Regions from separate parts of the Homo sapiens genome. Here region 1 is linked to region 2. A link is a contact called in ENCODE Hi-C or POLR2A ChIA-PET data. All regions are on one chromosome and are shown on one strand. The core of a region is the stretch at or near the end of the contact, and the rest is flanking DNA. Distances in the headings are between cores, read along the strand shown. Region 1 overlaps PPP1R2 (protein phosphatase 1 regulatory inhibitor subunit 2). Region 2 has its middle 99 kb from the start of LINC01972.

Region 1 (3,689 bases), core at 385-2,884, 670 kb before region 2:
TGTGCCACTGCACTCCAGCCTGGGCGATGGAGTAATGCCCTATCTCTCTTTTTTTTTTAAAAGCAGTTCTGTATTGGCAAGGTACTTCCTTACCCTGGGGACAGAACATGGACGGAACCAGGAGGGTTCTCGTTGTCCAGACCTTCTACAACCACAAGACTGGCAGCTGGTGTTTATCTTTTCCCTTCAAGGCTCCGGGGTTAGCAGCTTTATAGTTAAGGACAGTTCTGATCATAAACCCTACTGCATTGGCACAAGACAGTAGAGTTAGCCTGTCCCTTCCTGCCTTAAATCCTGATGCTTGCTTCTCTTTTCTTATAAATAAATGTCCTTTGTGGCATTTTTTTCCCCAGAATCAGGCACTTTTATTCTCATTAAAAACCTGTACAGGCAGATCAGATGTCCTTTCTCCTTAATAATTTTTTCTTTTTCTGGACAGTCTCACTTTGCCACCCAGGCTGGATTACAGTGGCTCGATTGCAGATGGCTCACTGCAGCCTTGACCTCCTGGGCTCAGGTGATCCTCCCACTTCAGGCCACCCCCAAGTAGCTGGGACTGCAGGTGTGTGTGTGCCATCATGCCTGGCTAATTTTAAAAATTTTTTGTAGAGATAGTGTCTCACTATGGTTGCCCAAGCTGTTCTCAAACTCCTGGGCTCAAGAGATCCTCCTGCCTCAGCCTCCCAAAGTGTGGGATTACAGGTGTGAGCCATTGCACCTGGCCCTTTCTCATTAGTGATTTTCTTAATGGCCTCTGGGAACTCGTCTGCAGCCTGTTGGTTGGCAGAAGCTGCTTCTCTGTTATCTTGTAATTTTAAAGCCAAACCTCTTTCTAAAATTATCAAACCATTGTTTGCTCGCATTAAATTCTCCAACTTTAGATTCTTCACCTTCTTTTTGCTTTAAGTTATCATATAGTGACATCATTTTTTCTCAAATCATATTAGAGTCTATAGTCTTGTACAATCCTGCACTCACATAAAAGATGCATCGGCAATACAAAAGGCACTTCACAAAATATGCAAGGTTTTCATGCTGGTATCGCTACTGCAGTGACAGCTTTGTGAATTTCCTTTTATTTGATTTTATTTTTACAATGGTCTTTATGGTGGATTCATGTTTAAATGATGGGCAGCCGCAGTTGCAGAGCTCCATCTAAGGTACTCATCAAGCGTTCTACTTTTTCTTGTAATGTCACAACTTTGCTTCTTGGGAATGCTTCCAGCATCTCTAGTGGCATTTTGTATGACTCCCATGGTGTTACTCAAGGTTTACAATATTGCACTAAATAGGATAAAAAATACTCAAAAACCAAGACAGATCACTTTTTATTGCAACAGGCAATTTACTGGAGCAACAAACTACTCACACTGAAACAACTAGCATCATAGAGCTTTTTTTTTTTTTTTTCCTGAGGCAGAGTCTTACTCTGTTGCCCAGGCTGGAGTGCAGTGGCATGATCTCTGCTCACTGCAACCCCTGCCTCCCGGGTTCAAGTGATTCTTCTGCATCAGCCTCCTGAGTAGCTAGGACTACAAGCGCAAGCCACCATGCCTAATTTTTTTGTATTTTTGGTAGAGACGGGGTTTCACCATGTTGGCTAGGCTGGTCTCGAGCGCCTAACCTCAAGTGATCCACCTGCCTCAGCCTCCCAAAGTGCTGGGATTACAGACGTGCCTGGCCGCATCATAGAGCATTTTAAGCAAACTTGCAACACTTGAGGAGACTGCAGTAGCAACAAGAGATAGCTGTGAAACTGTGACATAGAATAGTATGTACTGTAGTTAATTTTATGCAGTTATGATCCAACTGCAGATCCAACACCATGTGTTGTATGTGCATGTTTTGATAAATTTTAACGTTACATTTTAACTAGGCTTGTGAATATTTTATGGTAGTAAATGATAAAGTAGACTATTCTCTATGTATAATGCACTTATGACATAACTAACTTTTAAGGTTTTTTTAAATATTTCTGGGCTATGTGGTTTATCTGAGTTTCTTCAAATTGTCACAAGCCTCCAAAAAAATTTCCAGTAGATTTGTTGAAAAAAAATCCGCATATAAGTGGACCCACACAGTTCAAACTCATAATATTCAAGGGTCAACTATAAATAGAGTCCAAGAGAAGATTTTTTTTTGGCTTCTCTATAGTAAAGGGTAACTGAAACTTGAACCTTCAGTGTCTGTCTCCCGGTTAAATTTGTTTTTTGTTTTCTGCCACAAGCTCAACTATGTGACAGGCAGAAGCCTAGGCATCTGAAGACATCGGTATTGTTAAAGCAAGCTCTGTTTACCCAGTCTAGTTCAGTCCCAGAAGAGTGTGATGAGTTCCCTTAAAAATTACACAGTCCCACTCCTGGCAGGTGACTTTTTTCAAATACTAAGGACATATTAATTTGATTATGGCCAGGTGTGGTGGCTCATACCTGTAATTCCAGTACTTTGGGAGGCTGAGGCAGGGGAATTGCTTGAGGCCAGGAGTTTGATACCAGCCTGACAACATAGCAAGACTCCACCTGTAAAAAAAAAAAAAAAAAAAGAAAAAGAAAAAGAAAAATTAGCTGGGCATGGTGGTGCGTACCTGTGGTCCCACCTAGTCAGGAGGCTGAGGCAGGAGGATCACTTGAGTCCAGGAGTTCGAGACTGCAGTGAACTATGATCATGCCACTTTACTCTAGCCTGGGGTGACAGAGACCCAGTCTCTTAAAAAAAGAGAGACATTCTGACACATGCTACAATATGAATGAACCTTGAAGACATTATGCTTAGTGAGATACGCCAGTCACAAAAGGACAAATACTTCATGATTTCGCTTCTGCGAGGTACCTAGAGTGGTCACATTTCTAGAGATAGAAGTAGAATGGTGGTTGCCAGGTCTAGGGGCTGGGGAGAGTGGGGAGTTAGTACTTAATGAGTACAGTTTCAGTTGGGGAAGATGAAAAAGTTCTGGAGATGAATGGTGGTGATGCTTGCACAATGATGTGATGTTCTTAATGCCATAGAATTGTACACTTCGTAATGGCTAGTGCTTACTTCAGGAGCACGTGCACTAAAATTGGAATGATACAGGGAAGATTAACCAAAAAACAAAAAGGTTAAAATGGTGAATTTTATGTATGTTTTACCACAATTTTAAAAAATGAAGAAAAAAAGTGCTTAGTCCGAAATGGGGACACTGTGGGTATATTAGGGTAGAAAGCAAAAGAATACGAAGTCACCTGCAAGAGTAGGCCTGTATAATTTTTAAGGTAACTCATCAAACCATTTTGAGAGTATGGAAAAGGGAATATGTTATTAAAATGTTGAGTATGTTATTCTTAAAGGGTATTTCAGGATCTGGGAAATTGAAAATACCTGCAGTAAAACCTTAACAATTTAGACCAAATGTGGAAAGCATTATTTAAATCAGTGTAACATTTACATTGATTCTTTTTAAGGCAGGTTTTTCCAAGTACATACTAAGTAACAAACTATATGTAACAAAATAATGTTGGCTTGTAGAAAGGTCTTTGAGGTCTTTTTTAAGGAGTATGTAAGCATTTAAAATGAAAGCATTTAATTATCGAGCACCTTAATAGTTGTGCAAATACTTCATTGCATGAAATTTAACAGATGTTTCTAAAGTACTTATAGGCCAGGCACGGTGGCTCACTCCTGGAATCCCAGCAGTTTGGGAGGCCCAGGCA
Region 2 (3,230 bases), core at 503-3,002:
TCCTGAGTCCTGGGGCTTCTCGCCCCACGGGGGCCATTTGACTCAACTGCCTTCTTCTCCCCATCTCCAGCGCCAGCACCACGACCCACTGGGGTCCTGCAATAGGCTTCTGGCTGGTCTCACATCCATTCTTAACCTGCACACCACCTCGCAAGTCCATCTTTGCCAGCAGCCACGTGATCATCTCAACCCCTCGGTGGCCGCCCCCTGCCTGTAGGATAAATCCAGACTCCCTTCCCGGCTTCCCAGCCCTGCAGGACGCACCTCCTACCTCTCCCTCCAGCCTCACCTGAAGCCATTCTCCCCTTGTGTCACTGGCCTCTCAGTGTCCCGAGTTCACCGAGCTCTGCTCCCTGCACCTGGCAAGACTTCCCCTGGTTAGCTGCTCTTCCTTTGAGGCTCAGCTTAAGTGTGTCACCTTTTGGTGAGACCACCTTCCTGACTCTCCTGTTATTTTCCATCTCAGTCTATGGTTTGTTTTCCTCATGACACTATGGCTGAGATTGTGGTTATGTGACAGAGTGTTTGCGGTTTGACTCTACCCTTCATATAAACTCCATGACGGCGAGGACCATGTCCATCTCAGTTGCCATTGTATCCCTAGAGCCCAGCACCCTGCCGGACACATAGTAGGTCTTTCAATAAAGGTCCATTGAATGAATAAGCAAATCTCCATTTTACAGATGGAGGACCTGAGGGTGACAGTGGTCGAATCACTTACCCAAGGTCACACGGCAAGTAGAGCCAAGACTTGACACCAGGCAGCCTGATTCTAGAGATGGAGTTTATATGAGATAAGTTGCAAGAGAGGGATGAATTGTTATTGTGTACATTTGAACTTTCCCTACCTACAGAGAAGGAACAGAATCCCATGCTCTTATTACAGTAGGAACCAGACCTCTCTGAAGACTTATCGTCCCTCTTAGTGCGTCTGATCTAAAGACCAAGGAACTGGGATGTTACCCTTGGAGTAATTTGGTGCCTGCTTAAACCTTCTGCATCTGCGATGAATAAGAGAGACTTTTTCAGGATTGTTGGTTAGGAGGCAAAAAGTTCAATTTGTCTTGCAGAAATGTTGAGCCTTTTAAATGTTCAGCTCCTTCCTTCTCACTGGATAAAGTTCACCCTTTATTAAACAGTGTGACTACAATAGGGAGCCCTTGAAGGTAAGGGAGCAGGGGCTGGGAAAACTGGGGCTGCACTTTACAGCAGTCCCTTCAGCTACAACTACAGGAAGGGGTGACTTGTTGCCGCCATGTCTCTGGCGGGGGTGGGGGGTGGCAGACCAGGGAGGCATTTCTCTCCAGCCCAGCTGACGGGAAGCGCATTGTGTGCTAGGAAGCACGTGTTCTTCCTTCCTTTCTTCCTTGTGCTTGTGTAGAGAATTTTCATAACTTATCCTCTTTCCATTAAGATCCCAGAAGTGGGAGGGGACCCAGTAGTGTGGAGGAGGTAGGGGAAGATAGCGGTTCCTACACCCTTTTTGGTTTCCTTTGAAAACTTTGAAATACGAAATACACACAGTAAGCCACACCTCTAATAAATGTCCTGGATTAGATTATTGCTGAGCAAATGTTTACATGGGGAGGAGCTTGAGAGGCGCGTATTTCCCCACTCCACTGATGTCGGGCTTGGTCCTGCGACTTGCCTTGGCCACTGGAATGTGGCAGCAGTCAGAGGACACTAGCTCCAAGCTGAGACCCGAAGAAGCCTGTGTGTTTCCATTTCCCTATCTTGGGCTCCTGCCTTTCACCCTTTGAGACCATGCCTTGGATGGCTGCCAGTTAAAGGAGATTGAGACATGTGGAGAAGCCTGCCCTCAACACAGCCAAGCCCAACTTTGAACAACTGAACACAAACCAGTCGGCAAGAAATAAATGCTTATTGTCTGCCACTGGGTTTGGGGATGGTTTGGTATGGCAACAGCTAATTGATACAGTAAGTGTACAGCTCAGTAAATTGTCATAAACAAATGCACCTTTGCAGCCAGCACATAGCTCACACAGAGCATCAGCAGCACCTGAGGAGACCAACCTCCCTGTACCCTGTTCCAGTTGCTACACCCTCCCTAGGTAAGCACTGACCTGACTTCTGATAGAAGAGTTCTGTCCCTTTTCCTGCTTCAAATAAAGGAAACATACAGAATATCCTCATTTGTGTTTCTTCCACTCAACATCACAGTTGTAAGATTTGTCCTGATACTATTGCTCATAGTTGTAGTTCATATATTCTCATCGCTATCGTGTTAATACACCGCAATTCATTTTCCCATCAATGGTATAGTAACACAATAGCAATGAGAATATATGAGCTACAACTGGGAATGGGAAATAGAATGGGAAAATTTCCCGTTCTATTCTATGTCAGTGGGCATTTGAGTTGTTTTTTTTTCAGACATCATAAATAGCATTGCTATAATGTTCTAGTATGTCTTTTGGTGAATATATATATATATATATATATATATATATATATATATATATACACACACACACATACATACATATTTCTGTTGAGTTTACACTAGGAGTGACATTTTACAAAGGTATATATACGTGTGTGTGTGTATACCTGTATATATACAGAGTCTTGGTTGCTTCACATCATCCTCACCAATACTCACGATTTCCTATCTTTTTTGATGTAGTCATTCTGACGGGTGTGTAGTGTGATTGCGTTGTGGTCTGTGATTTGCATTTCCCTGATGACTGATAAACTTAAGCAATTCTCCATATGTTTATTGGCACTTTGGATACTTCCTTTGTGAAGTATCTGATCAAGTCTTTTGTCCACTTTTTGAACCTGGTTTTCTGTCTTTTTCTTATTGATTTGCAGAAGTTATTTATATATTCTTGGTATGAGTCCTGTATGTATTATAAATATCTTCTTCCACTCTGTGGGTTGCCTTTCTCTGTTCTCAGTAGTATCTTTTGATGAACAGAAGTTCTTCAGGGCAATATAATCCAATTTATCAATATTATGGTTAGGGACTTTCTTGTCTTGAGTAAAGAATCATTATCTACTCCAAGATATTCACCTATTTTTCTATGTTTTGCTCTAAAAATGTTTTTGATCTGTGACTCAATTGGGATTAATTTATTTGTGAGCTGTGAGACAGGGGTTAAAATACATTATTTTTCTATGATTAGCAAGTTGACCCAGAGACCATTTAATGGAAAAGGCCACTCTTTTCCCCACAGCACTGCAGTGTCCCTGTTTTGTATTTGGAA

Evidence for each region. A loop is a pair of places that touch in the nucleus more often than their neighbours do. ChIA-PET counts read pairs that join two places held with the same protein, here RNA polymerase II (POLR2A).
Region 1: a map of transverse colon shows a loop between it and region 2 (14-fold over the local background). The contact joins two enhancer-like sites. A Hi-C loop is called at or near these places in 1 of 168 maps with a recorded cell type or tissue (transverse colon). POLR2A ChIA-PET finds 5 or more read pairs at or near these places in 1 of 52 experiments (MCF 10A).

Annotation. Positions count from the first base shown.
Region 1 is chr3:195,531,069-195,534,757 of GRCh38, reverse strand. All of the region lies in intron 1 of PPP1R2 (protein phosphatase 1 regulatory inhibitor subunit 2), which reads left to right. Among named protein-coding and RNA genes, the nearest start is that of PPP1R2, 10 kb to the left of the region's middle. Within about 2 kb of position 1,634, at least 2 of the 41 ENCODE cell types and tissues checked have a DNase peak (open chromatin) inside an H3K27ac peak, as active enhancers do.
Region 2 is chr3:194,865,918-194,869,147 of GRCh38, reverse strand. No RefSeq gene overlaps it. Among named protein-coding and RNA genes, the nearest start is that of LINC01972, 99 kb to the right of the region's middle. Within about 2 kb of position 1,752, at least 13 of the 41 ENCODE cell types and tissues checked have a DNase peak (open chromatin) inside an H3K27ac peak, as active enhancers do.